Regions from separate parts of the Homo sapiens genome. Here region 2 is linked to region 1. The links are chromatin contacts, found by Hi-C in ENCODE. All regions are on one chromosome and are shown on one strand. Each heading gives the region's core, a stretch centred on a gene start or an enhancer-like site at or near the end of the contact. The rest is flanking DNA. Distances are from core to core; before and after follow the strand shown. Region 1 holds the start of ZNF354A (zinc finger protein 354A). Region 2 overlaps COL23A1 (collagen type XXIII alpha 1 chain).

Evidence for each region. Hi-C counts contacts between places; a loop is a spot of excess contacts on that map. Pooled maps may share reads with other maps.
Region 2: a map of naive thymus-derived CD4-positive, alpha-beta T cell shows a loop between it and region 1 (22-fold over the local background). The contact joins the enhancer-like site here to the promoter of ZNF354A in region 1. A Hi-C loop is called at or near these places in 2 of 168 maps with a recorded cell type or tissue (HCT116 and naive thymus-derived CD4-positive, alpha-beta T cell) and 7 of 50 pooled maps.

Annotation. Positions count from the first base shown.
Region 1 is chr5:178,728,596-178,733,234 of GRCh38, reverse strand. ZNF354A (zinc finger protein 354A) reads left to right here and starts at 2,576. Exons shown (of 5, transcript NM_005649.3): 1 at 2,576-2,679; 2 at 4,162-4,245. The coding sequence starts at 4,213. RefSeq lists silencers at 2,397-2,736, 2,807-3,036.
Region 2 is chr5:178,458,980-178,463,618 of GRCh38, reverse strand. All of the region lies in intron 2 of COL23A1 (collagen type XXIII alpha 1 chain), which reads left to right. LOC124901148 (a long non-coding RNA gene) reads left to right here. Exons shown (of 2, transcript XR_007059080.1): 1 at 1-4,639. Among named protein-coding and RNA genes, the nearest start is that of COL23A1, 130 kb to the left of the region's middle. Within about 2 kb of position 2,323, at least 6 of the 41 ENCODE cell types and tissues checked have a DNase peak (open chromatin) inside an H3K27ac peak, as active enhancers do.

The sequences.
Region 1 (4,639 bases), core at 1,327-3,826:
TCATATGTCAGATCCCATCTATGCATTAAGCCTTTCACTTAAAATAGGTGGGAATGACGAGGCACTATGGGCCTTAGCTGTATAAACTGTGCAGAAAGTCTATAGGATATATTAGTAAATCAACTATGATAGGGCTGCTGAAAAGCAAGCCAATACCTGTCTGATAAATAGAATCCCCAGGAAAGTCTTTGATTTAGGAAATGTGCCAGAGACATAAAATGATATGAGGGAAAATGCAAATAATGAAACTAGCTTTTCCTAATTCAGAAAGGAAAATGTTTGCCTCTCCTTCCAGTCCTTCAGGTTGTCAGATGTGCCTTGTTTCTAGCAGCTATTTATAATATTAATCATTTTAACAGTATCAAACAGACTGGGTTTTTACACTTGATAAATTTTTGATGTTGAACCTTTGAAAAATGCAGTGATGTGATTTTTTTCTTCCTGAAGAGTTTCTCCCCAGAAGCCAGTGTTAATTTGCAGATGCCAACACATGACTAATGGTCTTATCTCAAAAGATTAATCCACACTAAATTAACATAGGACCAAGGCCTCAGGATTGTATAGCCTTTCGTCGTGAGAGATTCCAGGCTTTGTGATTCTGACAGACAGGCTGGCAGTTGTCTCCTCATAAGGGATGGTAGCTGGTTAGTTAATTGGTCAGTCAGTCTGCCTGGTACACCCTGTTACTGCCTGCCTAACAGTCACTGCCCTCCTCTTCTTTGTCAAGAACACCAATTTTGTTCAGTGAGCAATGCGCTCAGCTCCAGATGATGAGATATGATGGAGCTGCTTCAGTTCAGGTGAACTAAATTCCCTGTGATTGGTTCAGAGGTGAGGAAGTGACCTAATTCTGGCCAATGAAATGCAAGAGAAGGATGGAAAGGAGCTGAATGGGTTGGAGGAGGAAAAGGGATGGTGGCTTCTGGAAAAGAAAATAAAAGGTGATCATCATGTGGAAGTTAGTCCTTTTTGTTTCTGTAATTTCCTTCCTGATATTGGATGTGGCTGTGAGAAAACTGGTTCCTGGAGCAGCAGCTATGCTGGGCTCTTGAGTGGAGACCATAGCCAGAACTTTGGGTGGCAGAGCAGACAGACGGAAAGACACTGAGCCCTCGCTGATGTCATCAAGCCACCAAACCAACTGCGGTCAGTTCCTTCTGCCTACCTCTAGATCGCTTTTTAAACAAATAATAAATGTCATGATGCAAGCCACTGTTAGCAAAGGTTTCTGTATGTTGGTGCTGGAAGTATTGCTAATGATACAGCCAATTTTGCAAGCCTGGAAATTGTTTTCTCTCTTAAAAGCATTCATGTCATACATGCATATGGTAAAGCAAAATGTTGAAAAGTATATCAAGGTGTTAAATAGCAAGTGCAAGTATTATTCCAGCTCCCAGTACCCTCCTCAGAGGCAACTACTTTTTTTTTTTTTTTTTGAGATGGAGTCTCGCTCTGTCGCCCAGGCTGGAGTGCAGTGGCGCAATCTTGGCTTACTGTAACTTCCGTCTCCCGGTTCAAGCAATTCTCTGCCTCAGCCTCCTGAGTTGCTGGGACTACAGGCGCCCGCTACCACGCCCAGCTAATTTTTGTATTTTTAGTAGAGACGGGGTTTCACCATCTCGGCCAGGCTGGTCTTGAACTAACGTCGTGATCAACCCGCCTCGGCCTCCCAAAGTGCTGGGATTACAGACATGAGCCACCGCCCCCAGCCAATTAAACGTTTTTTTTAAAAAAATAAATGCAATGGAATGCAATGAAGCTATCAAAAATGCCACTGAGGGAGAATATTTATTGACAAATTCAAATGTTCAAGGCATATTCTTAAGTAGGGAAGCGCCAAACTTTCTAAATGGAGCCGGTGTTCTTTTTGTAACTGAGAAGATTTAGTTTAAAAAAAATATATATATATATACACACACACACACACACATATACATACATACATCCGTTGGCTTCACAGTAGCTGGCACCTCCCTCCCCTTTGCTTCAGGCACTTCCTGGGAGTCCTCGTCCATTCTCACCTCAGCGACGAAACCCCTCCACATACCCTGTTTCTCCTCACATTTATCCCCGAAAATGTTATATAATTATGTGTATGGCTTATTGTCTGCTCCCTACCCCCCAAAAAAATGTTCTCCAGGGCAGTGACGTTTCTTTCATTGATTGATACATGTGAAACCACTTGCAACCGTGCTTGGCACACAGCAGGTGCTCAGTGCCCCTCTGGTGAATAACTGAGGGGCACTAGGTCTGTTCTGGGCCGTTTTCCTGCCGCCCACGCCCTCCCTCCCGAAATTCCCACAGACACAGAGTTGCAAGTTACTGCCCTCAGCGAACCTCCCCTTATCTTCCCTATAACCAGGAACCTGGGGCCCTCCAGCTCACAGGGGCCCTCTTGTGGCATGTGGGCGCGTAACAGCTCAGCCGGGACCCCGCCTCAAACGCATGGAACTACACTTCCCCGAATGCAGGTGTCCTCTCGTGGACTCCATTTCCCAGCGGCCTCAGCGGCTGCCCCGCCCCTCCTGGTCCCCGGCGCGCCGCGGGGTGAGCGGCGCCGGGCCTGAGGTCGCCCAGACGCCGTCGGGGCGGAGCCGGGTCGCGAGGCTGCATCCCGGCCGGCGGTTCCGGAGCCTCGCGGCTGGGGAGGCGCGGCCCGGGACGCTCGAGCTTAGGGAGGTGAGCGTCGGCGGCAGGCCAAGCCGGTAGGAGGCGGCGCCCGGCACGGGGACTGCCTGCGGCTGCCGAGGCTCCGAAAGCCTTTGTGGGCGCTGGCGGGCACCCCCGCGTCTGTCACCGGCCCCCGCGCCGGGATCTGGACTCTCGCCCCCCCGCGGGGCGCTCCCTCGCCGTTGCTGGTGCACCCGCGTCCGGCTCGCCGTGGACGCCGGGCCTGGCGTTTCCTCCCGGGCCCGTCCTGCCCACTCCATGTGGGCCTCGCGGACTCGGGGCACCGGGACCCCGAGGGCAGGGCGGACGCAGCCGGGCCCCGGTTTCCGAGTCCGTCCCCAGGACGGCCACCCCTCCCGCCTCGGGACACCCAGCGCTTTCCTCTTCAGAGCTGGTGTTTGGCCGGGCGCGGTGGCTCACGCCTGTAATCCCAGCACTTTGGGAGGCCGAAGCGGGTGGATCACGAGGTCAGGAGATCGAGACCATCCTGACTAACACGGTGAAACCCCGTCTCTACTAAAAATACAAAAAAAATTAGCCGGGCGTAGTGGCGGGCGCCTGTAGTCCCAGCTACTTGTGAGGCCGAGGCAGGAGAATGGCGTGAACCCAGGAGGCGGAGCTTGCAGTGAGCCGAGATCAAGCCCTGCACTCCAGCCTGAGCGACAGAGCGAGACTCCGTCTCAAAAAAGAAACATCGTGTTAGAAATGGGATACATGGGGTCGGGCGTGGTGGCTCACGCCTGTAATCCTAGATTTTTGGGATGCCAAGGCGGGCAGATCACCTGAGATCAGGAGTTCGAGACCAGCCTGGGCAACACGGTGAAACCTCGTCTCTACTAAAAATACAAAAATGAGCCGGGCGCCTGTAGTCCCAGCTACTCGGGAGGCTGAGGCAGGAGAATGGCTTGAACCCGGGAGGCAGAGCTTGCAGTGAGCCGAGATCCTGCCACTGCGCTACTGCACTCCAGTCTGGCCAACAGAGCGAGACTCCGCCTCAAAAAAAAAAAAGCCGTTTTCCGTGGAGTCGGGAGATGATTCGTTGGCGGGAGAGAGAGGAACCGGCTGGGAAAGGCTTGAGGCGGAGGGAAGTCGTCCCGGGGCCGTCGTGGTGGGAGTCCCGGCCCGCCTCGCAGCGGCGTGAACGGGGCAGGTGCCCCGGCGCTGCCTCAGTTTCCTGAGCGGTGCAGTGGGTGCTGGCAGTGCCAGCTGGCGCCGAGGAACTCAGCGGCGTGGGGCGAGCCCTGGCCCTGGTGGGCTCAGCGGGTCGCTGCTGCCACTGCGGCTCCAGCGTCCCCTCCGTAAGCCCCAAGCCTGTGGGGCCTGGGCCTGGCCGGGCGGCCCAGCGCTGCTCTGGTCCGCGGGCTCCTGGCTCCTCCCGAATCCCTGTGAGGGCGCGCGGGGTCCTTCTCAGCGGGAGTCGGGGTTTTAGAGCTGCGGATTCCAGGGCTGGAAAGCAGAAGGGGTTCTTCCTGGCTCCCTTTTTCTTCTCAGATCTGCCTTCTGGAGACTGCGCCGTCCTCCCGGGAGAGCCAGAAAGAGGACATGGCTGCTGGGCAGCGGGAAGCGAGGCCCCAGGTGAGCTCATTGCCCTCCCAGATCCCAGTGGATGGATTTTCCCCACTAACTGGAGTTCTTCACCCGGGACCATCTCCAGCCAGGATGGAGCCCAAGTCCTTTTCTCTTGGAGGAGCTGGTCCGCCCTCATGAGTGGTGGATTCTGTAGGGAGGACCACCCACCCTCCCCACCCGTGTCTAGTGGTTCTCTTTTTTTTTTTTTTTTTTGAATCTCGCTTTGTCGCCCAGGCAGTGGCGGGATCTCGGCTCGCTGCAACCTCTGCCTCCCAGGTTGAAGCAATTCTCCTGCCTCAGCCTCCCAAGTAGCTGGGATTACAGGCTCCCGCCATCACGCCCGGCTAAGTTTTTTTTTTTGTGCTTTTATTAGAGATGGGGTTTCACCACGTTGGCCAGG
Region 2 (4,639 bases), core at 1,074-3,573, 270 kb after region 1:
CCCTGGCATCCTCATCGGCAAAGCAGAGACACTAACAATACCTGCCTCATAGGTTGGGGTCCCAGTGGCGGTTTCCAAAGTGCGGGGGACAAGGTGTGGCATGCAGGGAGTGCTCCTATTATCGTGATTATTGTGGTTTTTCCTGCATCTTTTCCTGCCCTTTCCTCCCATCCTACTCCCACACCTTTCCAGACCCGGTAACAGTTTCACTCCACCTCACGGCCTCAGCCCAGGAAGAGAATACCAAATCCACATACATCTTGACCTTTCTCAGAAAAGAAACTTATTTCCACACATCTGATGAAAAGCAGTTTTCTGAAACACTTAAAATTCAAAAATGCTTATTTATTTTCTGGAAAGAATAGAAAGAAATCCTTAATTTACTTGCATCTTACCTAGCCTGAAGTAAAAACGGTGCTTGTAGCTTAAGGGTATGCAGCTCTCAAGATAACTGGAATCTTTGGAGCAAAAAAGCCCATCCGTGCTGCTGAAGTTCAGATGCACTTAAAAAAATAGTTCCCTTTGTGTCGCTGCGCGGTGAGGCGTGAAATTGCACCTAACCATCTGCTGACGTGGCCTTTGCACATTCCAGCCCTTGCAACCTTTGGGTAAGGTACATGGTGCCAGCCTTCAGCTGGTTCTGCTTTGCTAATTATTCCAAATAAAGAGCAAACGCCGCCTTCCTGTTTCTCTCCTCCTCGTTCCGCAGTCATCTGCTGTCCGTAAATTTTCACCAAGTTTCACACCAGTTTCCATTTTGGCTCCAGCTCTGAAGACGGAACCATGGGGACATTTGTTAATGAAAAATCTGGGAAATTTGATGTGGGAAACGTTCTTTTGCTACAGGCATCTAATTGTTGAGAGGATCTGACTCGTAATTTGTAGTTAAATTTGTTAAATCCCGGAAGGTTTTGATTTTTTTGTTTTTGTTGTTTCAGTAATGCAGAGTCAAAATTAAGTTAAAAAATTGTTCTACCTTTGTATTTGGCCTGGTCGTGCATTTTCATCAGCTGTTATGGATGGAGGATACTGAATAGCACAACAATAGTAATTTGGGGATTACTCAATGGGGGTGATTTATAGAAACTCGAAGCTCTTAACATAATGTTTTGTTAAAAATGCTTCCTCTTGTTGTGCCTGATTTAATACAGATTCTTCTCTTTTGTTCTTTATTCCTTTAAATGACTGAAGTAAGTTAAATGCATACAGGTTTATCTTAGCCTCAAATGCAAAGATAAAAGGAATCAATATGAAAAGCACCCTATAAGTTACATCAGTGACAGAAGAATGTTGAATTTTCATTACTGACCAGAGTAAATGCCTCAGCTGCTTTTGTTTAAAAGCTGTGTTGGGGATTGGGCCTGATTGCTGGGTGGGGGGGAACCTCTTGGAGACTCCATGTCATCTGTGAAATGACAGTAATAAAACCAGAGTTAAATTATGTGGAAATGTTTACCATGCATGGCACAGAGGAAATGTTGAGTAGATGGCTACTTATATCACAAGCCCCTCCTCCCATCCTTCCAAAATGCTTAATAAGCTCCTACTATGAGCCAGCAGCTGTGCTGGGTGCCAAGAACACAGTGCTGTGCAAACTCACCAACTCAAAACCAATTTGCAGTGCACCGTCTGATTGCCTGGGCAGGAACTTTCGCGGCAGCTCCTTGAAGTACCACAACTCATCCGCCTCTTCCCTGACATTTCCTTCTGTTCTTGAACTTGTGTAGAATTCATTGTCTGTGTTCTCCAATTTGCACCCCTATATTTTCCTCCAACATGCCATTGCTGTCTTGAACCCCTGTTATTTCGAATAGGATAAAAAACCCTACCAGTGTCCTCAATATGTACGGAGAACATGTTGTGTGCTTGCCAAGACTTCATTTTATCCTCTCACAAACTCCCTGTTAGGTGAATATGGTTCTCTACCTTGTATTACAGGTGAGGAGACTGAGGCAAATTGCCCAAGGCCGTGAGCCAGCAGGAGCTTCTGTTTGTAAGGACTGTTGCATGCTGGCTACTCCGGTCTCTCCAAGTAGACAAATCATTTAAAATACCCTCAAAGCATTCCCACAGTTATCTAAGCTATTAAAAAATGGTTTGTACTTTCAGAGGGCATTGCCTGCTCACCATGATGCCGAATAGGCCCTCCTTGGGTGGACTCTCCCTGTGGCTAACCAGGCCCAGCGACTGCTAGAGCCCAGTTTGAGAAAGCTAGAGGCACTGGGGATGGCAGGTCCCTTGGCCTGACTCTACTCAGCTCCTCTTCCAGGCCTGTGGGTGATGGGCCTGTCTTTGCCGCGGCTGCCCCTTGTGGTGGAAACAGCCATTACAGCTAGGAGAGGTCACCAGGACATGGCCAGGCTGGACTCGTGGCGGTGGCCAGCCTGGGCACACACTGATGCTCCTGTGGAGAGTCCTTGTGGCCACAAGGTTGGGAGAAGTGACTTGTTCTTGAGGGGCGAAGCAGCACGAGGAATTCGGCTCCTGGGCTGCAGCCAGTTCCCATCTCTGCACAATTTCGTGGAAGTCCCCTGGTCCTGCTGCCAAAAATGTAAAGTGGCTTGTTTCTGTTCCCCAACCTGCCTTAGAGGGCAGCTCTCTTAAAGGGCTGCCATCCGACTTTCCCATGGGAGTTTATGCTATTTATTTCTTTACGTTTAAAAAAAATGGGGGCATGAGCTGAGACCCCCACAACTTGAATGTTATAGAATAGGGGAAGGGGCAATCTTGGGTGTCTCTCTTCCCTCCCGCACTGACTGAAGACCACAGGGCAGCATGGTCTGGGGCTTGTTTTTTTATTTTTGTCCATATATCCTAGCAACATACGGCTGGTAAGACCTTTTATAAAATGTGGAGGCCAAAAAATGTCCATGCATGCCAGGGGAACAGGCATAAGATAAGAAAAGCAGGGCAAAGGGATTCCGTGGATTTTCACTGGAAGCAAAAGGCAGCCAGCTAGGGTGGGATACTTGTCAGACTGCATGGAAAGCATCTGGGAAGCCGAGGCTGCTCAACAGTGGGAACCTGAAAGCTGTTTTCCCGTCTAGAAGAGGAGAGAGCCACACCAGGATTTGGACATCTTTTACTATTTCGCCCTCTCACAGAAGCTCTTCTGAGAGCCCAGATGATGTTTCCCAGTTTGGATGAACAGGTTATTAGGATTATTTTCTCCACTTGACAGAGCTTTCCTTACAGATCCCAGCAGCCCACCTGGCACTGCCCTGTCTCGGTGGCTAGACGGCTGGTCCATCCTACTGGGATGGGCAGTGCCATGCTCATCTTTGCCAAGGGCTTTTTTCTTTGTGGTTATTTTCCCCTTGGGGTAAAGAACTGTGGGTGCCATCTGTCTGTGCCTGGGGAAGGTGCTTCTGTAGTAGGTCTGCTGTGAATTGTTTAGTTGATAAAATCTGGGGGTTCTGCATGGCAAATCCTCTGAGTTCTTGGCTGTTCAGGAGACTGTTGGAAGTGATTAGGAAAAGCAGAAATAAACACACTATGAACATCACAGCTGGGCTTTCCCTAACAAATCCCAGGTTCGATGCTTTTAAAAATCTATTTCTATAATTATAAACTAAGGCATACACATAATAGAAAACAGAAAATATAAAGAAGGAGATTTTAAAAACACCCATTATACCACCATAAAGAGATAACAGTTGTTATTAACATCGTATTGAATTTTCTTCTTTTGGCTTCAAAATTGTATGTGTGCGTATAACAAGACAGAACACTCTCTATTAGTTTTGTAGCTTTTTTCCATCCTGGCCATATCATGAACATTTCTCCATGTCATTAAATTGTTTAGGGAAAAAAATCTTATTTGAAATGTCTTCTAACCCTTTTTATATTAATTTTTTGAGACAGCATCTTGCTTTGTCACCCAGGCTGTAATGCAGTGACACAATCTCAGCTCACTGCAACCTCCAACTCCTGGGTTCAAGCGATTCTCCTGCCTCAGCCTCCCAAGTAGCTGGGATTATAGGTGCACGCCACCACGCCCGACTAAGTTTTGTATTTTTAGTAGAAATGAGGTTTCACCACGTTGTCCAGGCTGGTCTCAAACTCCTGACCTCAGGTGATCCACCTGCCTTGGCCTCCCAAAGTGCTGAGATTACAGGTGTGAGCCACTGCCCCCGGGCCCCCTTTTTATTATGGAAAAATTTCAAACACTGTACGAAAGTAGAATGATGTGAGCCCCACATACCAGTCACCTGGTTTCTGCAATTACTAAATCACAATTCTTCTTGTTTCATATGTAAACATCTTGTTTCCCACCTATTAGCCACCTGGGTAATTTGGAAGCAAATTATAGACATGTTTATTGTTTTGGCAAATATTTAGTATAAATATTTAAAAGTCAAAGGCATTTTAAAAAATCACCAAAATACCATTTATTACACGTAAACAAATTAAAAATTAACAAATATTTAATTTCCAATAGCAATCCAGTTGATGTGCAAGTTCCCCAACTGTTTCATGATTCTTTGGTGGTTTGAATCAGGATCCAGTCAAGGTTCCCATATTGTGATTGGTTCTTGAGTCTGCGAAGTCTGATTTAGCCCACAGGTTTTGCCTCCTTCCCTTTAATTTTTTCTTACAATTTATTTGTTGAGAAAACTCAGTCCCTTGTCCTGGAGTT